Linked DNA regions of Homo sapiens: regions 2 and 3 are each linked to region 1. A link is a loop called in an ENCODE intact Hi-C map of the cell type or tissue named here. Cell type or tissue: dorsolateral prefrontal cortex. All regions are shown on one strand. Each heading gives the region's core, and the rest is flanking DNA. Links, peaks and the distances in the headings are about the cores only.

The links. Hi-C counts contacts between places; a loop is a spot of excess contacts. Peaks named below come from ENCODE experiments on the same cell type or tissue, not always from the same donor. Only the 100,000 strongest peaks of a DNase experiment are listed, where the experiment ranks them.
Region 2: a loop joins it to region 1, with 2.8 times the contacts of the local background. A loop is called at or near these places in 13 of 110 quality-filtered maps.
Region 3: a loop joins it to region 1, with 4 times the contacts of the local background. A loop is called at or near these places in 13 of 110 quality-filtered maps.

Annotation. Positions count from the first base shown.
Region 1 is chr3:150,345,977-150,354,138 of GRCh38, reverse strand. It overlaps LOC107986141 (a long non-coding RNA gene), which reads right to left. Exons shown (of 3, transcript XR_001740958.1): 2 at 5,720-6,761; 3 at 850-2,062. Among named protein-coding and RNA genes, the nearest start is that of LINC01214, 26 kb to the right of the region's middle. In dorsolateral prefrontal cortex, for the core only: a CTCF peak has its summit at 4,257; a DNase peak (open chromatin) is centred at 4,228; H3K27ac peaks cover 945 bases.
Region 2 is chr3:150,235,219-150,243,380 of GRCh38, reverse strand. LINC01213 (long intergenic non-protein coding RNA 1213) reads right to left here and starts at 4,862. Exons shown (of 3, transcript NR_110168.1): 1 at 4,779-4,862; 2 at 4,383-4,446; 3 at 3,175-3,501. It also overlaps the pseudogene LOC124906376. In dorsolateral prefrontal cortex, for the core only: a CTCF peak has its summit at 4,152 (motif pointing left); no DNase peak of the experiment used is centred there; H3K27ac peaks cover 56 bases.
Region 3 is chr3:150,216,974-150,225,135 of GRCh38, reverse strand. No RefSeq gene overlaps it. Among named protein-coding and RNA genes, the nearest start is that of LINC01213, 17 kb to the left of the region's middle. In dorsolateral prefrontal cortex, for the core only: a CTCF peak has its summit at 3,705 (motif pointing right); a DNase peak (open chromatin) is centred at 3,685; H3K4me3 peaks cover 870 bases.

The sequences.
Region 1 (8,162 bases), core at 1,146-6,145:
ATTGTTTTTGAGTTACAGTTTGTCTAAAGCAAATGAGTTTAAAGGCTGAAATCGAGAATGGGTCATATCCTTAATAATTTTATGTAGTAAAAGATATTTTTAAAAGAACTACCAATCAACTGAAAAATCCAAAAATCCAACAATGGCAGCCACTGCCCCCCAAAGAAATGAAATGAAACAAAACAAGCAAAACAAAAAATATTTTGTTTATTGCACTTCAAACTCTAGTTTATTGGGAACCACTTAAAATTGACATAATGTTCTTAAGTGGAGATTCAGGGGTGATGCTGTGATTCTGTGTATTTTCTGCGGGATGCCAAGTGTGTTCTGGGGGTCATGGTAGAAAACAGAGAGGGACTTTGCCATAAATGTCTCAAGATATCCCTCTGTGAGGATAGAAGAAGTGGGGGAGATTTATTTATTTATTTTCTCTGGAGCATCCTTCATTGCCATCTTGCTAATCTCCTGAGTGCTACTGGAAACAAGGACTTTCTAGTATCACCAGCGCTGAAGCCCAACAGTACATGGGATGAAAATGGAGTAAAGTTGACTCTACCAACCTATCCACCTAAGAGAAACCAGCACGTGGATGAATGGATGTCACAGCCTGGAGCAAACTCTTAGACTTGTGTTCTCCAATAGGTGAGCCACTAGAGCCACAATTGGCTGTGAGCATTCAAAATTTGGTCAGTCCAAATTGAGATTGAGATGTGAGTGTAAAATATGCACTAGATTTCAAAAACAGTTAAAAGAATGTAAAATAACTCATTAATATTTGCTTATTAATTACATGTTGAAATAATATTTTGTATATATTAAGCTAAAATATGTTATTAAAATATATTTACTTGTTCCTTTTTTAATTTGGTAACTTGAAAATTTAAGATTACATATGTGAGTTATGTTATATTTCTGTTGGACAGAGTCTAAGGCTTAACACCACCAATGGACAGATGTATATCCTGGTCTTGACAGAACGCAGAGCTTGCAGGAATTTGTTTCTTTTTGTATGAATCATGCCAAGTGGTGTATAAATGCAGTTTTATTGTTTGTGTAATAGCCCTCTGCACATCCAGAGAGTCTTTTTATCTGAAGATCTCAAACATTAATTAATTCTCACTGAATAGCTGAGGAAGGCCACTGTGTGCACGCGTGGCCTTTCCTTGGTGTATGCGCAAGTAAAGAGAGTAGTGTCTCTTCTTATAAGGGCAGTAATCCCATAGGACCAGGGGCCCACTCTCAAGACCTCATTTAACCCTCATTACCTCCCAAAGTTCTATTTTACAGATGAGAAAACTGAGGCATTGGGGAGATTTAAATAATTTGCTTAGGGCTACCTAGAGTAGGGTGGCAGAGCTCAGAATAGAGAATATGAGTAATATGAGTCATTGTAAATAATCACACATCTACCAGCAAATAATACCTTTTTTCTCCAATCAGGTGAACTCCATCAAGGTAGGAACCATGCTTTTAATACTATTAATACTATTAATATTTCCAACTAGTAAAATACTGAATGTGCAGTGAATATTACAAAATAGTACAGTAATAGTCATTGTTATCAGATCTAATACCTTTTGGCATTAACTATTAGATAAAGTACAAAAGTGGTAAATACATGGTCTTTTTAATTGTATGCAATTTTTCAAATGCCGTCTGAGGGAAGGAATCATTATTATCTGTTAGTTTGAAAGCAGACAAGTAAATCCCACCTTTGATTAGTTCACTTGTTTTTAAAATTTCATTTCCTACTTTGAAGAGAAGACATTGCAAGCAAAAGCATGTTGCTCCAGATTTGGATTCCAGACTGGCAGAGGAAGGACGAAGCTTTGAAACTCTGGTGCTCTTAGTAACATTCTTCTGTCATCTTCCACTTGTGATATAGCTCTCCTTTTATAAGCTCGGGCATTAGAGCTTTGGTGAGTGAATTTTCTCAAAAGAGGCCATCTTTATCCAAGTTAAATAGGGGAGGGAAGGCCATAAGAAACACACATCAGGCTTCCTGGACAAAAGCTACATGGAGCAGTTTTTCCCCCAGTCTTCACATTATTTTTTTCTTGCACTGTGTAAGAAAGAAAGAGAGAATAAAATCTGCTACTACTATGATTACATTTCCTTTGATTGAGCCTGATTGTCAATGGTACTCTAAAATACTGGGCCACTAAAGTGTACAAGTTTAGGAGTAGAAATGGGGAGTTATAGAAACCATTTATTCATTTCCTCAACAATGTGTATGTATCCTGTATTATGTATTCAAAAAATATTGATCACAAATGCATGAGTGAAAGATTTCTACATCTCCCTAATTCTGCTCCTTCTAAAAATCATTTGAATAAAGTATATTTTCCAAGAGTGGTTGAAGGATGTTAATTTTTGCCAATACACAATTGTATATACAGGGGAGTATGTTCATATAATGCCCTGTTTACTTTCATTGCTGGTACAGTTAAGCCTGATCAGTTCTCAGTGTATCATCTTGTCCTTGTGACAGGAAATATGACTAGAGTGCTGAAAGGTTTTTAATTATACTCAAGGTTACCTCAAATAATGATAGTCTACTTGTGGGCACATGTCTTAGAGGAGAATCATAGTCTGTGCTTTGTGCATGAGACAGATTCCTTCATTTCCTTTGCTTTTTGCTTGAACCGGAAAAATGGTTCAGAGAAATTCATGCATACTTCCCTGCCATCCCCACCCAGCAATGGTGAGGCTGACGCATGACGTATAAGTTAGTGTGAGGAGAGTTTCAATACCTTTGGTATCTTTGATACTCCAGGCTCAGAATGGAATAGGGGTTGGGGAGGCAGGAGTGAGTAAATGACCCCCCAAGGAAAATGCTGCAGACTCCATCTTAGAAAATCCTCTGCAATGCCAGGTGTGGTGGTTCACGCCTGTAATCCCAGGACTTTGGGAGTATCACCTGAGGTCAGGGGTTCGAGACCAACCTGGCCAACATAATGAAACTCTGTCTCTACTAAAAATACAAAAATTAGCTGGGCGTGGTGGCACACACCTGTAATCCCAGCTACTCAGGAGGCTGAGACAGGAGAATCATTTGAACCCAGGAGGCGGAGGTTGCAGTGAGCTGAGTTTGTGCAATTGCACTCCAGCCTGGGTGACAGAGCGAGACTCTGTCTCAAAAAAAAAAGGAAATCCTTTGCACTGGATATTTTTATTCCTTCAATGCTACTGAATTCCACTTTGGCAGTGTGAGGGTGTGAGGGCAGGGGGAATAGGAAGGGTGAGGTAGGGGAGATGATATATGCATGTTGAGTCCTTTAAAAACTTCCCCCCAAATGGTCTCTGCAAATCTCATTGGTCACCATTTCCTGCCATTCAGTTTGCCCAGATGTATTTAGTTTCTGTTGTTGCAAAGCCATTCAGCACCCCACCACCAGAAGAGGGTAATATTGGTTCTAGCACATCTCTGTTGGCAGAGAAATCAGGAAGACTTTGAAAAACAGTGATCGTTTAACTTTGCAGTATAATGGATGGTTTTGTAGGCCTTTTTAGCTGACTTTGAAGTTGAGATCTTTTACACAATTAAATCTAGTTGTTATGGGTTCATGCCAGTCAGAAAGCACGAAGAGTTGTGTTTTTCAATACCTGGAGGAAAGAGGCAGTCATTGCATGGATTGACGCCTCAGAGCCCTATAGTCTACAAAAAGGTCTATAAAATCCAACCATCTTCATTCTTTCAGTAACTATGCTAAATCTGTAGTAGCTAACCTGCCAGGAAGTATTGTCTGAATGACAACTGAACAGACAGTGGGGATAATCATTCCAACTTAGATACGTATTTAATAAAGCTTATGCAAAATATAAAAAATTTAAAATGATACATTGAAGTCATGAGAATACAATCGCCTTTGAGCAGAGTTAATGAATTGATGCCATTTCACAGCAGGAGAAGTGGGGAAGGTAGGGGGAAAATAATAGACTAATGGAATTTCAGGGTGTTTGGAATTCAAGAAGCAAATGTTTCCACTTCTGATGAGCCCTCTAAGGACAATTCCTGGAACATGGCCTGCAGAAATTCTGTACAACCGCAGCCCTCTCACTTCTCCAGCAGCAGCAAGACACCACCGGGCAAGACCATGGTGCTTTCTGCCCAGGCTCTAATTCATGCCTGCAGAATAACAATCTGCTCTTGGTGCACCAAGCACAATGCAAGCCCTCTAAGCTGCCACTCATGCGGGGCCTGCTAACACTCCCGGCCCTTGTTTCTGATTCTTGGCATTGTTGGCGCAGGGAGTGTGGGGAGAGTCACATACTTCCATGCTGGGAAAGGCAGGGCCCCTGGTGGCCCAGCAAGTCATCAGACAGCCTGGGCAAGAGCAGCAGCCAGATGAGCTAGAGGGCAGCTTGAACCTCTTGGCAAACTTGCCAAACATTGAGGAATCTGGGGATTGTGGTTCCAAAAAGTCTGGTTTCTTTTGGAACCAGACTGAAGCATGAATTTGAGTTGGGGACAAGGGATCCCCCAACTCAAAAAAAAAAATCCACCTCATTAAAAATTCCTTTGGCATGGCATATTGCTACAGAGTCTGATTGTAGTGCCAGTGTCTTTCTAACACCCTTCAAATAACAGTGCTGACAAATTCCTAAGCAGCCGTCAAATTACATGATCTTGACCTGGTTGGATAAAAAGTGATGCTAGCACAAAGGTGATTGATTGAGGATTATGACAGTCAGACAGATGACACAGTGAATATTGGAAGTATTAATAGCAAGCTTATTCCTAATCTTTACACTGTAGGCAAAAGAAGTAACATGTCAAAAACACCACAGAATATTTTTATTATGGGAGGAGGCAAAACGTTCTTAAGCTTATAATGTAGTGGCACCTTATAGGTAAGACTTAAAGCCTCAAAGCTTTGTTTTAAAGCAACGACTGGTGTTGATTCTCAGTCAATTTAAAGGATGAAAAGGGCTGTAAAACTATTTTACGGTAGGAATAATAGCTACCACTTTTTAAGCACTATGTTACAGGGATTTTAAATATATTAGCTAATTTAAGCCTAATGGCAGCCTTGTCAGGTAGGTACCTTTGTCCCCAGTTTATATACAACTGCAAATTCTGAGACAAAGGATAGTTAGACAGTTCTGCCTGATCCCAAAGCCAGTGCTCTTCAATTCACTGCAGTAAGCCACCTCTCTGGAGCTGAAAGGAGACATGAAACTAGGGACATGAGATAAATGGATTTTTTTTCTCTAAAGAATTGCCATTTTTCTGGATCTTGGATAGAGCTTTATCTTGAGAAGTAACCACGCTTGCTCTTCACAGACAAGATACAGCAACATCTAATATGGAGAAAAACTGTGAGCATTTCCACTTCTGATTAATGAATCAAAACTGAACCAATAAAGTCTAGCCTTTGTGACAGTTCTTTGTCTCCTCCTTGGCCAAGAATTTCTGTACACACTGAGTCAGAGTGTCAGCACTCTCTTAACTTGGCGCACGCAACTTGACATGAGTCACCAGAAGGATTTGAAACTTCGGGTTGGAAAAAGCCACTGCTGTTAAGTTGGTACAGACAAAAATATTTGGGCGTCAACTCTTGTGTTCCTGGATATAGCTTGTTCGTTCATCTGTGTGTTGATTCATTCAATAAATATTCTAATGTACCCAATAAAATACAAAATACTGGGTAAAAAGTTTAATTAGTAAACAAACAAACAAACAAACAAAAAAAAACAGTGAAATCAAGTGTCTCACCTCAACCCCTAGTTTCTCTGTTGAGGGACAATCACTGCTAGCAGTTTCTTGGAGGATCCTTCTAGAGATATTCTAGGCATATTATGTGCCTTTCCCTTGGTTTACATAAGTGTTATTGCACCCCTGCAATAGCCTGGGCACTGATTTATGTAAAGTGATGATCAAGACTTGGGCCCTGTCCCTGAGGAGGAAATAGAACATAAACCAACTTCCACTTTATGATTGACAAGTTCCCTGATTGGAGGTACTTATAGGAGTGGTGGTGGTCTGAGTGAATCAGGATTGAAATATCAATGTGTCTTATCAGCTGTCACAAGTAAATTGTTGTTATTAATAGTGAAGTGCCAGCATTTGAAAATTATTTTTTAAAATAGGATAACATGTATTCCTGTGATAATTTCAACCTCACTTGCATCCTAATTTGCTTGTGAGACAGAAAAGTGTGGAGATTAAGCTGTTTCACTGAGAATTGTGCGTGACGCTGGACACACCCATGGTAGGTTCTCTTGTGAATGTGATCTGGTGCATATCCCAGGGAGCTGAACATTTTGTACAATCAGGGTACAAGAAGAGCATAATTTCTTCATTTTCTGGGGGACAATTAGAAAGTTTTCCCTAAATAGTATATGCTCCCATTTAGTGGGGTATGGTTTTCCTAGTTGCCTGGTTTCAAAATATTCATCCTTACAATGGAAGGGAAGTCAGGAAGTGATAAAACCTCCCATCTGGATTGAATACAGTTTGGGACAGTAGTTTGTGCACGGTGAGGCAGATAACACTTTGCAGATTTAGGAGACAGCTGAATCTGATGCATGTGGATGCAAGCTACTGGTAGAAGGCTTGGAGCAAATCCTTTCAATGCAGCTTGGATTTATGGGAGATTTTCAGGCGCCTGTAGGCTTTGAAGAGGCGTACAGTAGTATTTGGTTCACAAAGAGTTCACGTTTACTTCGGTTCACCTGGATTCTCACTCCCAATTGAGTTTTATTTCCAGTATGCTTGTAAACCAACTCCAGACTCGGATGCAAACTCGGCTCAATGTCTGATAGGGAGTTAAAGAGAGAAAATACAAAATGGCATAAATGAGTTTCACATGATTTCCAATCCAAGCTATGAGCTGGCTCTGGCTCGCTCAATCAGCCAGGAGCAGAAAAAGTTTTGCAAACTTCAGTGACCCTTGCAAAAAACCTGGTCTACATCCTGCCTTCAGGAGAAAACCCAGAACCGGTTAGATGTGCCCTGTTTTGGTTTCTATTACAGCTTGCCTTGCAGCCGTCCTAGGAGAGACTGTGGCCCAAGTACATTCTCCTCTTGATCTTCTAAATGTGCCCCTCTAAGGGGCAAGAAGGTTTGCTTTTATTATGGCACATAAGGCAAAAATGTGTCTTGGAATGAAGCACAGCTGAATTGCTGAGGGCAGGACTATAAAATACAATCTTTCCCAAGGATTTTCTTCCTTAGGAGCTCAAATGGCAGCCTAGCTTGACAGCAGGGGCTCTATGCTGACTTAAGTTTTTATATCATGTCAGAAAAATATAAATATAATTATCTTCCTTCGTTAAAGAACCCACAACCCAAATTTGTACAGTTAGTCAAATTTCAGTTTAAAAAATACTGAAATATGTTATTATCCTTTTAAAAGTCATCTGTACAACACTATGATATAGGGCATAAGGTTTGAGAGGGATTTTTTCTTCCTTTCTTCCTTTTTTTCCTTTCTAAGTCATATGAAGCAGAACTAGATCTGAGTGAAATCTTGCCTTTTCACGTAGTTTTTTTCCCTAGCTAAGTTAAATAAAGCACAAAAAGAGTGCATTTCCCAAGTACCTTATGAGATCCTGTCAATTTGTTTCTTCCCCTTGCTTTGAAAACCACCCCTAAAGAGATAAAATTACTTGCATCGATTCTTACAGAAAAGCAGCCAAGGTTTTATTAAAAACATTGTCCTTCGTACTCTTGCATATTTTCTTTTTCTCCCTAACATGGAAGGACATCAAATATAAAAGAAACGCAAATGTACAATACTGCCTCTTTCATCTTTGCTCAATTTCCAAAATCTTCCAACCCATCGCTTTACTTTTCTTTATTAAATTTTAAAGCCGAGCAAGTGGAATGCTGCATTTGAATTGTGAGGCTATGGGGGATGTTGGTGAGAGACTATCTGCATTGTTTCATTCAATTCTCATAAACTCTTCTCACCCTGTATTGGGATTGGCGAAATACTTTTATACCTTGGGGAAGATGTTCAAACTAATTGGTTTCCTATAGAACTCAGGATTCTGGAAGCTCATGATGCTTGATGTGACTGGATTCTTTAGTAATTAAAAAAAAAAAGATGAAAAAGTGTCATTGATACCTGGTTGAATATACAAACTTTAAAAACAAGTTCAGAGTTTTCTCTCAAATGCATACAGTGTATTACAGAGTATTTCTTGGAAGAGCA
Region 2 (8,162 bases), core at 1,604-6,603, 110 kb after region 1:
CACTCTCCTGCCTGCTGGGTGGCATCACAGGAGACAGTGTTTTAGAAAGTCCTCTGTATGTTCAGGGTAGCATTAACACCACCTCCCACTGCCTCCCGCCAATAAGAGCCTACAAAAGAAACACAGCCAGGTAAACTGAGTCAGTAAGCACTGGATTTGGGAGTTTGAGTATTTCCAAGCAGAAGTCATGAGGTCAAACTTTGTAATACTAATAGGAAGAAGCACAGGAATCCCATTTCTTTGATCAATTTATTAATTTTTTAGTAAATTCTCTCTCATCAATTGTGCTATAATGTTTTTGCATCCCAGACAGTTTTGTACAATATCATGTGTTTCATGCTCCTTGTTCATCAATATAATGCAGTTAGTTGGCAAAATAGTTACAGGAACTGAGGTTACCCTTTCTATTCAGCACAGAGGGGAGATATGGAAGGAACGTTCAGGAATATATTTCTACCTGGGTTTCAAGTAAAGGTGGCCATTGGCACCAGTTAGGGCTGGACTCTGGGTAATTATGGGGCATGCAGACAGCTCCATCCCTTTACCATAGCAGGCATCAGTGATCTACCACAGCACCTTTCCCCTTCTTAGACCTGGAGATGGCCTCAGAGCCCTTCCCAGCACAGTGGTAACTGGATCAGATCACAGTAAAATGCATTCGTCACGCCATGTCTAGGCACTGATCAGAAGCCATGACTCTTCATTATCAAGCTGTTAAGCAGCTATTAGGTGATGCCCTAATGCCCTACTGAGAAAATTAAACCAGTAACTTACAGGTTTATGACTTATTCTTTCATTTTTTGAGCTCTTATTGGTTGCGCTTAATTCAAACAAATAAAACAGGGTAGCAGAGTTAAACCAAATGCTTGGGTTGTAATTCCCAAGTTCTTTTCTCTTCTTCCAGCCACACAGGATATTTGATCCTTTTAATGCCTTTAACTGTTGGCTTCAAACAACTGTGAAGAAGAGAAGGAAACCTGACACTTTAGCTGGATGATGTTTATACAGATGCAGCTTCTTCCTTCACATATTTGGTTAGGAGGAGCTCAGTGAGCTGGAGGCTGAATCTCAGGAATGTTTAAATAAAGTGACATTGACACAGACCCTGAGCAACATTTGCAAACCCCATTCTAACCTCACTTAGAGCTGAGGTTCTTAATCTTTACTGGACATGGATTCCTTTGGCAGACTGGTGAGGTTTATGCATCCCGCTCAGAATACTATCTTTATATAAAACAGTAAAAGAAAATAAATTGGGTTATAAAAAGAAAATACATTGGGCTAAAAATGCATCTGGGCATACTGAAATACAGTTATTAAAATATTTTTTAAAGTCTATGATAAAGATTTTTATATGTTCTTATTTATTAAACATTATACAAAAAGATCTAATGGCAAGTTAAGTAACTTCCATAATTTTGCAATAGTGATCAGGGCAAATATTTTGAGATATCAGGGGTAACTATAATGTTATATGAAACTATCTTGATTTCTATTGGTGACTAAGCCACAGGTACCAATAAGACTACTGTAGTTTGTTACCATATTTAAACTGATAAGAACAGATACTCCACTTGATCTTAGCTAAAAGGCCGAGAAGCGATGTTACCATATTTAAAATAGAAAACTTGCTAAATTTCAGAGAGAGGTTAGTGGAAATAGTGATTCCTCCTCCAGTCCAACTAGTCTGTGAACCCTTTGGATTATGTCCAGGGACCCCAGTAATAAACCTTGGACAAATTTGAATGTAGAGACCTCTGAGCTATCAGGTGTAATATTCCCACCACTAATTCTCCACTTAGAGAATTCCTGAGGCGGCCGGGCACAGTGTAATCCCAACACTTTGGGTGGCCGAGGCGGGTGGATTGCTTGAGCTCAGGAGTTCGAGACTGGCCTGGGCAACATGGCAAAGCCCCGTCTCCACTAAAAAAAATAAAAATAAAAATACAAAAATTAGCTGGGCATGGTGGTGCCTGTAATCCCAGCTACTTGGGAGGCTGAGGCAGGAGAATCCCTTGAACGCAGGAGGTAGAGGTTGCAGTGGGCTAAGATCGTGCCACTGCACTCCAGCCTGGGAGACAGAGTGAGACTCTGTCCCCCACCCCCACCCCCCACCAAAAAAAAGGAAAAGAAAAGAAAGAATTCCTGAGGCAGAAGAAAAGGGTCTTATATGGATTGCTTTGTTTGGTGTGAGACTGCCTTGCCCTTCTCTTCAAACAGAGGATCTTCTTTACTATTAGAGCTTTTTCCTCAAGGGTCACATGGGGTTTAAACACATTCTCTGGTCTAGAAAGTGCGCACCCCTGCGGATGTGAGGAAATGGGAGCCTACCCAGGTGAAGCCACCTGACCCACATAAATAAACAGTGGGAAAGGCCATCCACATTTTCTATCCCTGGCAAGTTGAAAAGTTAAGGTGGCCCCAAACTCTTGCTAGATCTGACATGAACCAGAGGTTGAATCTGGGACATACAGTCTGGGACTCTGTTGTCTAGCGGGGTTGAACTCAGCTCCCACCGGCACCAGATAAGCTTAGAAATTTTCTGCAGGCTTCGGTAGGGGAGATGCTAAAGAGCAAAATGACCCCTAAGCCTATCTGGTGTTAGTGGGAGCTGCTTTAACAGTGTATCATCTAAATATTTGTTGGTGCTAGATGTTCTGCTTTGTTGTTGGCTCAGTACTAGATAACAAAATCACAGATGTGTGAGAGGCATGTGTGCTTGGAGGTGGAAGCTGGGTAAGAAGAGACATTTTAGGCTGGGAGCGGTGGCTCACAGCCGTAATCCCAGCACTGTGGGAGGCCGAGGCAGGCAGATCACCTGAGGTCAGGAGTTTGAGACCAGCCTGGCCAATATGGTGAAACCTCATCTCTACTAAAAATACAAAAATTAGCTGGGCGTGGCAGCGGATGCCTGTAATCCCAGCTACTTGGGAGGCTGAGGCAGGAGAATCACTTGAACCTGGGTGGAGGTTGCAGTGAGCCAAGATCAAGCCATTGCACTCCAGCCTGGCGGACAAGAGCAAAACTCCGTCTCAAAAAAAAAAAAAAAAAAAAAAGAAGAGACATTTTAGAAAATATTGCCATTGAGATAATGTGCCTCTGACATATTACAATTTAAATTCACACTGTAATTTGGCTTATATTCTCTATGAGAGCATTAAAGTTGATTCCTTATTTGAATTGCAATTTCACTTCTTTATTTACTCAGAGATGATCACAGAAGGGTTCCCTAGAATTACTTAATGCTAGAAAAATAGCTCCCAAGAGTCAATCAAATTAACCATCCCTTCCTAACAATATAGAATCCAGCATACTTTGGTTCTCTCATTTGACATTTTGCATGATGACAGTTGCAGAATTTGACTTCTGGGCATTTTGGTTTCTCCCCAATTTAGGAGAATGCCCAGAATGCAGAAACATGAGAAGAATGAACAAAACAAAGATGACTTTATAGGTCTCCTTTGAAGAGCTTTGCATTTCTTCCAATTGCTTTCTCCCAGACTAAAAAAAAAAAAAAATTACCTCAGTAATATATTCTCGGGTAAAAATATAAACAATATAGAAGCAAACTGAGCAGAAAGTGAAAGTCCTTCTTTGCCATCCTCCAATCCCACTTCCCTCCCCAGAAGTTAAGAATCTTTCCAGACCCTTTTTCTATGTGTTTATATATGTGCATGTATATAGATGCACAAAAATACATGACCGCAAGCAAGATGCATATATTTCTTTACATAAATGGGAACGTATACACTATATATATTTTCCTATGACTTGCTTTTTTATTTACTAATATTTCTTGGATATCTCTCTACATATAAAGCTATCTTATTTTTTTTTTAAAACTACATATTATTCCATAATATATATGAATGTACTGCGTTTGTTTAAGCAATGTCTATGGATAGACATTCAGGTTGCATGCAGCTTGGGTTTTCTGATTTGTTTGTTTTGTTGCTATTAGAAACAGTAATCCAAATTTATTCTACCTCCTTTAAGCTGATAAAAACCATCCCTAGATGTGGATTTTCTCTCTCTATTTCTGCAGCAATAAGAGTGCAGATGGGTAGGAAAGGGAGAGAATGCAATTCCTTTTCTTCCTTCTGACCACCTTCTTCCCACCTTCCACCTCCCACTTCCTTCCTGTCCACAATATACAAAAAGAGAGCTCCCTCTACTGGGAATGCCATTGCCTTCCTCCCGCTCACCTGGGTAACTCCTTTCTTCCTGCAAATTGCACCTCACTCCATCTCCCCAAGGTCTCCAGCTCACCACCTGGGAGGTCAAGGGCCTTCCTTCATGTTCTTTTGGCCCTCTCTGTATCCGACATCATATTAAAGTTACCCATCCAGACACCGGCCCCTGAGGGGAGAGAAGGAACTCACCGTGTATCCTCAGCACCTAGCACCCGATCAGCTGCGGCAGGAGCCCAGGGGCATACCTGGTGACCTGAAATGAAGGACCTCCAAGTGAATAGATCTTCACATAGTGTGCACTTGGTTTAGTTACCATTAAATCCATGTTGAAGCCAACAGCATTAAATGATGAATCACCTGGATAACATCGGAGCCTCGGACAAGGTGTGCAGACTAAGAACAGGATTTCAGAAATGTTAAAATAACACACATCAATGCCAGCATTCGCCGGTCCTTTCTATGGCCTTCCCCACACTCATCACATTGGTAGGGATCACTCTGATATTGGCAGCAGGCTTCTGCCAACTGAAAAAGAGCAATACCTGTTCTGCAGGTTCTATTTTTAATTTTTATTAACATTTTTACCTGTGCCCTGCTTGATCTCTCTCAGGCAGGCTGTTCTGATAAAACCAGTTTCGTTATGTCCTTTCCCTGGTGCATTTCTGCCCAGAGGGAAGGCTAAGCACACAGAAGAGCCCGGAGACAGTTCCATCTGGAGTAGCCAGCGGGTCAGACCACAGGGCTAATCCTGAAACTAGACCATCAGGTATCTTGGAGATCAGCTAGTCAGTACTGGAGAAAAGGGTGGCTTGGAAGAGATGGATCTCATTTTATGGAAAGCACAACAAACACTGGTTCCACCCTGCCACCAGCTTGCTGCTCCCTAACTCAACTTGTAGAGAAATTCTGAAGAAAACTGGCAATCAGCCAAAACTTCCCACTCCGGCTTGTACAGCTGAACTCTGATATCCACACAGCCGCCCCAACAGTGAAAGAGAAGGAAGAGGGATGAGGAAAGGAGGTAGTGGAAGGAGCGGTGTGGACTGGTTCTTCTTCCTACCCTTCATTCTACAGAGAAGCACACTGACACCCACAGAGGTGAAGGGTCTGAGCCCCTCACTGTTGAGTTGGCGGCAGCCCTCTGGGAATTCAGCCCTCCTCCGTGCCAGTCTCCATGCTGTTCCTATGCCCTGCATGTTGAATAGGTACAGTAGTTATCGACCACACTTCTGGTATAATCTATGGCTAGGTGAGGGATCTACTAGGCCTTAAATGCCTCCTCCACTTGATTTGCCAATTTCCCATATAAAATAATGGTTTTATTCATTGGTTCTTTTATAAATGCAAATACCCCTGGGAGAGGCAACATAGCCTTAAAGGATTCATTAAATCTTTTCTGCAAAGTAGATGAACCATAGTTCATGACCTGGTCTGGCTGCTCCTACAGCTGTAAACTCCCACTGACCCAGATTCTTCCTGGCAGCCCACAGGAAGATGAGTGTGCGATGACTGGCAGATTAGCTCTTTCAGGTGGAAGACTGCCAGAGAGATGTGCCAGCACTCTCCTTGGCGGCAGAGGGTGGGAGAGCTTGCCTGGGAGTGAGGTGTATCCTCAGGCTCCTAAATCACCTGTGTGTGTCCATGCCCCCTCCTTCTCTCCTTGCGGTGGATTCCTTAGGTCTTTGCCAACTCCAAAAGCAGGGGTGCCTTCAAACCCTGACAGCTGCGCTGATCTGGTGGCTCTACCTTTAATAGCTATTTTAGGTTCCTTCTAAACCTTGTCGAGTCTCCACACTTCTACTTAGTTGGAGGCACCTAGAGTGAAAAACAATGTATATACAGTAGCCCCCATTATCTGCAGGGGTATGCCTGAAACTGCAGATAGTACAGAACTTTATACAGACTATATATTTTCCTATACATACCTATGATAAAGTTTAATTTAAACACTAGGCACAGTAAGAGATTGGCAGCAATAACTATAAAATAGAACGATTATAACAATATACTCTAATAAAATTTATGTGTATGTGGTCTCTCTCTGTTTCTTAAAATATCTTATAATACTGTCCTGCAGGTAACTGAAACCACAGAAAGCAAAACTGTGGATTACGGTGGGGGAACTATCGTACCACGTATACTACAGCAGCTACAAATGCTAGGAAGATTGTTTAAAGAAGCCTGGCCCCCCTCTTCCTCTTCGAGTTCCCTTGTGAGGATGAATAAAGGAAAGTAATGCATCCAAAGCTCACTGAGCTCCTTGGGGAGAGGGGGTATGAATGCCCAGATTCCGTGGTTTTACACCGGGCATTTAATAATACCACTGACAGCTAGACTTTCTCCTCCCTAACAGAATTTGATTGCATGAATCACCCAAAGGTCTTCTTTGCAAGAGAATTTTTTAAAAGTCAATGAAAGTGGAAAACATCATAGTCTTCCAATAATGACTGACAACAGGCAAGGTTCTGCTAAAACTGGGGGAGGGGGTACAATTCCTATGGGACATGGAGAGTTATTCCTCTCTGGAAAGTCTCAGAGACCAGAGAGGTAATGGGAAACACAAAAGCGAGTTTGACTACTGAAATTTAATAAGGCCTGACATTTCTGTGCCTAATCCTCATATATATTCCATTATGGTGATTTTCAAGACAGGCCACCAGAATGAGGCTGTCTTATGCATACAAAAGGGAGGCAGAAGGCAAGGGGAAGGAGGGGCTGTACTCACTATAAAAATAAGAGCAATCACAAATAATCTCAACAAAACTTTTGGAAAAACCAGTACTGATTTCCATTTCTCAAGAAATTCTCCCTTTAAATTATTCTGCCAGGCTCCAGTGAAATCCTAAATCAAGTTTTTTATAGGCTTAAAACACAAAATCCAATGTAAAACTAAACATTTTAAAAATAGGTACATGAAATGACATTATGGAAAACCAGGAGAAAGAAAGTTTGGTAAGTCAACTCTTTCTAAAATATTTCAGCCTGCCTGGATCTCTAGACAAGGAAGGAATTCAGAACCCAGCTGCATAGCTTCTCTCTGTGGCTGGTCAGGCATTCTTCAGTGGCTCTGGTGGCAAAAAAGCTTAAAACTTGCTTCAAAAAAACAAGCAGCTCCCATCCGGGACTGTTAGAACTCTGAAAACCAGGCCTGTGTTCACACTGGCCCAATCAGTGAAAGATTACATGTCTCATATAAGGCTGCAGTACCATCTACCCTTGAATAGAATGAGTAATTTTGTGCTATTTTTGGATGGTGCAGTGCTTTAAAACAAAGTGATAAATTAAAATGGCCTCAGTAATGCAGCAAAAATGTTAAACTGTTTGAAGGCAAATGGAAAATGTGGCCTTAGTATACAAAGAAGGAGCCAGCAGATGGAAAGTTTTGGAGTCTCTCAACTGAGTTAAGAAGAATGGCAGCCAATCAGTCTGGTATTGAATTTTGGAAACTATGCTGTGCCCAGTATTGTGCCTGGGCATGAGGAATTATTAAAGAGAAATTATTATTTTTTTTTTGTTTCTAAGTCCCCAGTTAGATAATTCCTTGAGGGCAGGCACATCATTTGTTTTTCCATAATAAGACCTAGACTTGTGTAGCCAAGTTAACATCCCACCTTCTACACATCAACGGCCTATTTTGGTCACTGCTGGCATCCATCAACTCTTCCCATCCCTCTTCAACTCCAAGCCCAATTTCTCCACTTTACACTTAGCCAAATCCTACATCCCACACATCCTCCAAGGTCCAGCTTACACCTCCTTTCATCTCTTCATGATTTCAGCCTGTGCTGGTTGCTCCCTTCTCTCCTTTCCTATTGCATTCATACCACACAGGGGTTTATATGAGCAGTGGGGAGCAATGGACACCCCAGGAACAGCATGGGCAAAGGCAGATTGGGTGCACCTCAGTGATGCTGAGAAAGGAGAAGAAAGGGACAAAACGGAGGGAGCAAGGAGGAATGTGATAGATTC
Region 3 (8,162 bases), core at 1,046-6,045, 130 kb after region 1:
TATGTCTAATAGTCCTTGAAAGATCTAGGGGTTCTCCTTTCTCCGGTGTAGAATTACTCAGGTAAATGGCTAAAGGAGTCTCTGGGGAGGATTGGGGGAAGAGCTACCACAGATATTTGGTGTGGTTTGTTGCAGCATCCTTCCTCAAAGGGACCTGACCTCCCCTTCAATCAATGAGTCCTGGATCTTAGAGCTGACTCACATGCAGAAACTGGGTGAGGGATTGTGATTTTTATTATAGCAGCTGACACCAGCCTTCTGCCCACTTGCTCTTGATCTTTTCAGTGACATAAGTCAAGCCAGGCCCTCACTGGCTGCCCGTGATCTCACCTGCAGACACACCATGGTCTATCAGCCACCCCGAGGGGTCCCCGCAGGTCAAGGCTCAGGGTTGTCTTTCTGCTGTGCTTCTCATTACGACAATTACTTCCACCTTGCCTCTGATGGTTCAGTGCCTCCACCTGGACTTTGGTATTCCAGCGTGGTATCATTCCCATTGACTATGAAGCCCAATTCTAAGGCAGCATCTCCTGCAAAAGAACCACTGCAGAAGTTCTCAGGGACACTGATGCCTCCCTAACTAGTGGACGCCTCATTACTGTAGTAAAGGGAGAATTCTCTTTGCTTTTTACCAGGATATTAATCCTCAGTCACTAAGCTCTTCCTTATCCAGCCTTATTTTCTGTCCCTGCCAACCCTGACTCAACACTGTCAAGATCCATTCCCATTCATGTTCTCCCAGTCCCTGCCAGTATTTATTACCCAGGTCCTGTGGCTTTCCTCCCTTGCAGGGATGCTGCTTCGCTGCCTGAACCTTACTGAGACTTGACCATAATTGATCTACAGCAAAGGGGAGAGGCAGGAGCAGATCTTCAGGACAGCAAACATTGTCTGGGAAGGTACCTGACTCAGGGGAGGTCTTTGTCTAATCATCTCCTCTAGCAATTAAGAGGGGCTAACTTCTGCCAGTCCAGTGGTTCCTGGGAATCTGGGGGTTCATGTTCTCAGGAACATCACCCCAGGCTCCCCATCTTGGGTATCAGGGCCCTATATCTTTCTTATCAGGGACCTCACTTCCCATAGGAGATACACCAGGGCTGTGAATTCAACTTCCTTTGTTACTAGAACACTCTGAAAAAGAGGGCCTGAACCTGTTTTTTTTTCCTGATCTGCCTTCCAGCTGCAGGAGATGAAGGTTTTTAAAATGCTTCCCTGGAAGCCTTCTGGCATCCACACTATGTTCTAAGTTGATGGTTGGCTGATCTGAACCTGTCATTTTCTTCTTTCGCGGTTCCAATTACAGCTAAAGACAACTAACCATCTCTACAGACTTTTGCTACCATATTGCTCAAGTGCCAGAGCTATTGCATAAGCTGATGTGTCTCCTTCCAGAGGACTCCATCTTAGTTCACTGCATATGAGGATCTTACAGAACTCAACCGCAAAATGAGTATGATGAGAATCTTACAGAATCTTTCAAAACTCCACTCAACACCAGCTATGGGGTCTTGTGACCATTGGGCTGATAAATGATCCAATTCCACAATCCCATCCCGAGGGTCTGCTTCCCAGGAGCACTTCTAGCCCCAGCTGTCTGAGACTGGGTTATCATCTCCAATTAGATCACAATGCAAGGATTTGAATGCAAGTAGTTTATTTGCAAGGGGACCCAGGAAGCATTAGTAGAGACAGAGAAGGTAGGAAGCCAATAAACAGCATGTTTTCAGGCAAGTGGGGCACCCGGGCTTAGACCCACTGGGGAACTGGGCAGCCTTCCTCAGAGTCAATCACTGCCCTGAGGGATGAGGAAGTTGGTGTATTTATCCAGCTGCACCTCATCTGTCATTGCTTAAGGGCTGCTCATGGGGGCATTAATTTGCTGGAAGCCCAAAACAGCCCTCAGCAGAGAAAAATTATGTGTTCACGTAAGGAACCATTGGTATTCAGAGGTGAGTGCCAAGGAGATATGGACCTGGCATTGTCAGCCTCCACTATGATCTTGTACCATACAAGATACAAGGATAATCTTGTATCATCCTTAGAGTGAGCTAAGGATCATCTTCCCTGAACCCCCTCCCCCCTCCGAGTGGTAGTAGCTGTGAAAAAAAAAAAAACAACCAGAGCACACCCAGCCCAAATGGGGACAGCGCTTGGAAAATCTCTTAGGGAAAGAGAGACAGGGTAGAGGCCGTGCGATCTTGGTGCTGGAGCTGTTAGGCAAGCGCAATGTTCAGGAAGCAGGGTTTCAGCTGGAGAGCTAGGAGACTCTCCTGCCCAGGAGGAGTGGCCTATGGAGGGCTTAATCCGCAAACTACCTTCTGTGGATTAACACTGTGCTCTCCAGGTAACAACGCCTTATCCCAGTTAAGAAGACTCCTCACCGAGTGACTCTTTGGGTGAGAACTGCAGTCACATGCTGTAAGAGAGTCATTTTGAGGTATGTTTTTTTTTGGTAGGATCCCTCAAATTATATTGAAAATACAGCATCAGTTTGCATTTGCATGTGATTTTCAGAGCACTTTCACATGTATCAGACTAGCTGACCCTCCTAACAGCCCAGTGAAGACAGATGAGGGTGAGTATTTTTGTCTTCATTTTACAGATGAGAAAATTGGACTCAGGAAGGTGAAGTGTCCTGCTCAAAGGTCACCATACTGGGTGGCGGTGGAGGAATTCACTCTCAGAGCTTCTGATACTCTGTCATTCAGCGCTGCTTCCTAGGCCAGCATTTCTAAACGCTCTCCTTCCATTCATTATAAAAGGAGCACCTTAGTAGCAGGAGCATATCTGGTTCATTCTGGCATCGCCAGTGCTGGCGTATTCTGGATGCTTCATGTCTGTTTGTTAAGCAAATGAATTTTTAAATCCCCCCAGAGGACTTGGGAAGCCGTGAGGCAGCCGCTATCAACTCTTCTTTCTTGTTTTTCTTCCCAAGTACACTTGCACACAACACACACCAACACAGATGCACACACACACACACTACACACACACACACACTGTCTCACACATTCTCTCTCTCACACACACTCACACACATAGTCACTCTGCCCATCTCTCTGTCACACACACATTCCCCATCTCTTTCTCTCTCTCACACACACGCTCTCCCCATCTCTCTGTGTCTGTCTTACACACACTGTCCCCATCTCTTTCTCACACACACATACACACACACGCACTCTCCCCATCTGTCTCTCACACACACGCACTCTCCCCATCTCTCTCTCTCTCACACACACACACACTCCTATCTCTCTCACACACAATCTCCCATCTCTCTCGGACACACAGGCACTCTCCCCATCTCTCTCTCTCACACACATACACAGACACTCCCATCTCACACACACACACACACACACACACACACACACACACACACTTTCTCCGTCCCTCTCGCCCCCGCTCCCTGGACCCTGAAGGCTGCACTCTTGATGCTTCTTGAAAATCCTCACGCAAGGGAACACCTGAGAAACCTAAGGAACGACAGGGGTCAGAGGAGCCCTAACATGTATGAGGAGACCCGAAATGCTCCCTGGGGCCGGCTTCTGAGTTAGAGGGAGAATCTTTACTGACTGCTGGCAGCGTTGGGATTGTCCCTCTCGCTGTCCCCGGATTTGTTCTCCCCAGGCCGGGGCCCGCTGGAAGAGACTGCCGTTCAGCGGGTGTGCAGTGACCGCAGAGAGCCACAAGAGGGAGCCAGTGCCGCGGGGAGCCGCCGGCCGCCGAGACCCCGGGGCTCAACTGAACCCACAAAAGAAATCTGGGCTGAGAGCCCGAGTGCACAACCAGGAGGCTTCGGGAGCAGGACAGACAGAGAGCATGAGGAAAACCAGAAATATGGAGTAAAACAGAGGGGAGACCAAATTTTAATTAACTTTAATATTAAAAAATAAATGGGTGGAGGACTTTCCTCGTTTACACTGCTCCGATTTGGGGGGGAACAAGCATATGTTTTTTTCATAATTAAGAATGAATAAACATATATTTTAAACAAACTGGAAAAAACAAACAAGGAGCGAGCAAAGAAGTAGGAAAATCTTGACGTTTCCCTGGAGTTCTGGGAAGAGGCAGCGCATTCCCAGCCTTGCCTTTGCGGTGGGGCCCTGCCCCCATTGTTCCTTCTTTACTGTTTCTCCTAAGAATTTTGCAGGCCTGCTGAGGGTTGAGCACACTACCTTTAGCTTGAAATGGAATAGAAGTGAATTAATAGCAGGGAATGTCGATGTTTTGTGATGACTCTTGGCTGACACCATTAAGATACCATTTTTACTCCCTTATGAAGATAATCCCTTAAGTGACTGATGCCATTAATGAACCATAAGCTTCATTGTTAGAACTTCATGAGAAACAATAGTAAAACTGATTTAGTTGCCTCTTGGAAGCCTCTATTGAGAGAACTTGTTTTGTGTATCTGAGGAGGCACAGCTATAAAGCAATGAGAATGTTTTTAATTAAGCATCTTAGTTCTCATAAATCTAATTGACACTTTTCCTACAAACCACGGGGACCAACAGGACTCTTATAAGCAAACCCAAAGCATTTGGCTGAGGAAATTTGCCCCCAGAGTCCATTTAGGAAAAAAAATAATAATAATAATAAATCAATTTATGTCATGCCTCTTCGGGATTCCAAATGTTATTAGCTATATTAAAATGTGTTTTATTCATTTGAATTTAGCTGTGAGTGATGCAAAGCTCTTCTAGAAATTAATCCACCCTCAGAAGATGAAGACTCCCCACCTCCATTGGAGGCTGTGGTGCCAGGAGAAGCAGTGAGGGACAAACGGCAAATGGCCTTGGCGTTAGGGGCTGGAGCTGTCCTTTTGGTGGGAGAAGAGGTTGAACGCCCCAGCTGCCTGTTGGATGCCCTCTTAGCTACCCTGGGCCCAGGCAGCTGATGTGGTTAGAGATGCCTGGGGCAGCCTGGGGAAGTGAAACTTTTATACCTTCCCATTCCTTCCCAACATTTTGCATATCATAATTACATAGAAAAGGCCACTATTTGTGTAAAAAGCTAGAACTGAAAGATATTTGGAGGCATCTGTAGGGGAGTTGGAGAAAATTTTCATTATATTTTCCTATATAATGGTGACTATTGAATTTGTATGAAACTTCCAAAGAAAATCTTCTAACACTTTTAATGAGAAGCTTGAGTTTGCTTCCATGGACATAATTTGTATGTCACCATCACTGACTTTGTATCAGAAGGGGATATGAATTTTAAGACAAGTTTTACAACTGTAAAACTGTAACGATTTGTAACAATTCCTCAAGACCCTTAAATGATAAGTTCTTCAAAGTTTTGATAGTCACCATCACTGACTTTGTATCGGAAGGGGATACGAATTTTAAGACCAGTTTTACAACCATTCAAAAAGTTACATTTGAAATTGTAACAAAAGAGAATTCAACTTTTCTTCTTGTTTCATTGACAAAGGGAATGTTGACATTTCCTGTGATAAGGGAACGGATTTTGAATCCAATGGAATATTTTCAGGTTAAGCATTTCAAAATAAGGGACTCTAATTTGCAGAAAGAGCATGTACCATCAGAGTGCTTGCCTTGCAGCAAATAGCCAGAAGTATCCCAGGAATACAAGACAGAGATTAGGAAGCCTGGACGTTTTCTGTCCCCTCATTCTTTGTTGGTCACACCTTGGGTCCCTGGTGCCAGACTCCTCTGGCAACTGCCTAGATCCCTGATCTAGACAGGCAGTACTGTACTCTACAGCTATGAAGCTGCTCAGGTTGAGGGTTGGGGGACACCTCCTTCACTGCCTTTAACTCACCAGTATGCAACAACCAACTCCAGCATGTAATGCCCCAGGCTTTCGAATTTGGAAATCAGGGTATTGGGGGTACACTAGTAATCTATTGGAACACCCCATGTGTACTGCTGCATACAGTCTATAGCTGGGAAACTCTCTTCTAGTTTAGGCCCAAGGAGTCTTCTCCACTCACACACACTCAACTAGCTCCTCAGGGAGTAGAGCAGAAGGTGATCTGAAGCCACAGCTCCATAGGTATCAGATGCCCTCCACTGACTTTGTACCTGGGGCCACACTCTCTCGGAGCTCACTGGGGTTAGCCGCAGCTACAGAAAGTGGATGTCTTAGGCCAGGTGTGGTGGCTTATGCCTGTAACCCCAGCTCTTTGGCAGGCTGAGGCAGGGGGATCACTTGAGGTCAGGAGTTTGAGAGCAGCCTGGCCAACATGGTGAAACCCTGTCTCTTCTTCAAATACAAAAATCAGCTGGATTTAGTGGTGTGTGCCTGTAATCCCAGCTACTCGGGAGGCTGAGGCAGGAGAATCGCTTGAACCCAGTGGGTGGAAGGCTGCAGTGAGCCGAGATCATGCCACTGCACTCCAGCCTGGGCAACAGAGTGAGACTCCATCAAAAAAAAAAAAAAAAAAAAAAGGAAAAGAGAGAGAGAAAGAGAAAGAAAGAAAGGAAGGAAGGAAGGAAGAAACAGAAAGAAAGAAAGAGAAAGAAAGAAAGAAAAAAGAAAGATGTCTTAGCGTTCCTGTTTTACAGTATCTGTTGCTATTGAATTGTTGCCAACGCCCTCTTTGCTACTTACACTGGAATATCTAAGAGTCGTTCTAGTTGTGGTTGGAACAATAGTGTTACTAGAATAAATGTACTCTCAGCCAAGGTGACCACTTTGAAAGGAATGACACTCATGTGGATTTTAAAGCTCTCACATTGAAATAACCTGCATCTTTCCATCCTTATGTGTTCCTCTATATTTGCAGGTGGAGAATTCTGCAGAATTTCAGAAGCACTGGCTTAGTGTGTTGGTGAGTCAGCATGAAATTCGTTTTGTGAGTGGGCTGCTTCCATGTTCAATCAGCTGTAGCTTCATACCTCTCATTTGTTTATAAACCCCTACTGTGTAAATATTACCCCAGAATTTAGCATCTCAAAATTAGCAGATATTTACCATCTCATAGTTTCTATGGGTCAGGAATCAAGTGTGACCCAGCTGGGTGTCTCTGGCTTAAGAACTCTCAAGAGATTGCAGTCAAGCTGTGGTCAGTGGGGCTGCTGTCTCATCTGAAGACTTGATTGGGGGAGGACTGTCTTCTAGGCTCACTCCTGTGGCTGTTGGTAGGATTTAGTTCCTTGTGGGCTGTTGGACTGGGGACCTCAGGCCCTGGCTGGCTTTGGCCGGAGCCTTCCCTTAGTCTCTTCCCACAGGAGTCTTTCCATAGGGCAGCTTATCACATGGCAGCTGGCTTCCCTCAGAGTGAGCAAGTAAGAGAGAAGAAAAAGTCCCCAAGGTGAAAGCTGCTACATGTGTAACTTAATCTTTTGTGTGATATCTCATTACTTCTCTCACACTCCGTTTCTTACAAACAGGCTGGTAAGTTCAGACCATATTCAAAGGGAGGAGATTCCCCAAGGGCATGAATGTAAGAAGGCGACGGTCACTGCTAGCCATCACAGAAGCCACCTCCCCACCTCCCCAAACACCTGCACTTGTTCCCTTTCTCTGAGGCTGTATCTGGATCCTGAGCTGGTTTCCCCATCCCTCTAGGAGAGGATCATTGCTTGATTCTTGCTAGCATCTCCTTCATATTTGCTCAGTCACTCCTCCATTAAACACGTCTACATTGAGGCCTACTATGCCAGATTCCATGCTGGGCACTGGGAAATCAGCAGAAAACAGGCACCATCTGTATGCACAGAGGTTCTTTCCTTCTGCCCTCTTTCCTGGAACCCTGTGGCTACTGTAATCCTCCTAGAGGACAGCTAGTGCCTGGGTAACCCACAGGATTGCCAGGGCAGAAACACTGTGCCTCTGTCTGTGGCCTCCCTCCTGTGGCCTCTTGCTGGGCCTCCTCCCAATACTGCCTCCCTCATGGGCATGTGCTTCCCCACCAGCCTGACCACCACCCTCTCTTCAGCAGTGAAACCCTGTTTCTCCATCCTGAGAGTCTCCAGTTTAGCACATCCCACTGTCTTCTAAGTGACGGACCCGTTCCTCACGGGGTAATGACTTGTGTAGTGAACCGGAGACAGTACAGGAATCATTCTCATTATTATTATTCTACACACCTGTCCAGGCAGCTACAAAATTAGTCACATTACCACAGCGTCATCCCCATGGGGCTGCATAAATGGGAACATCAATATAAGGGTTATATCGATATA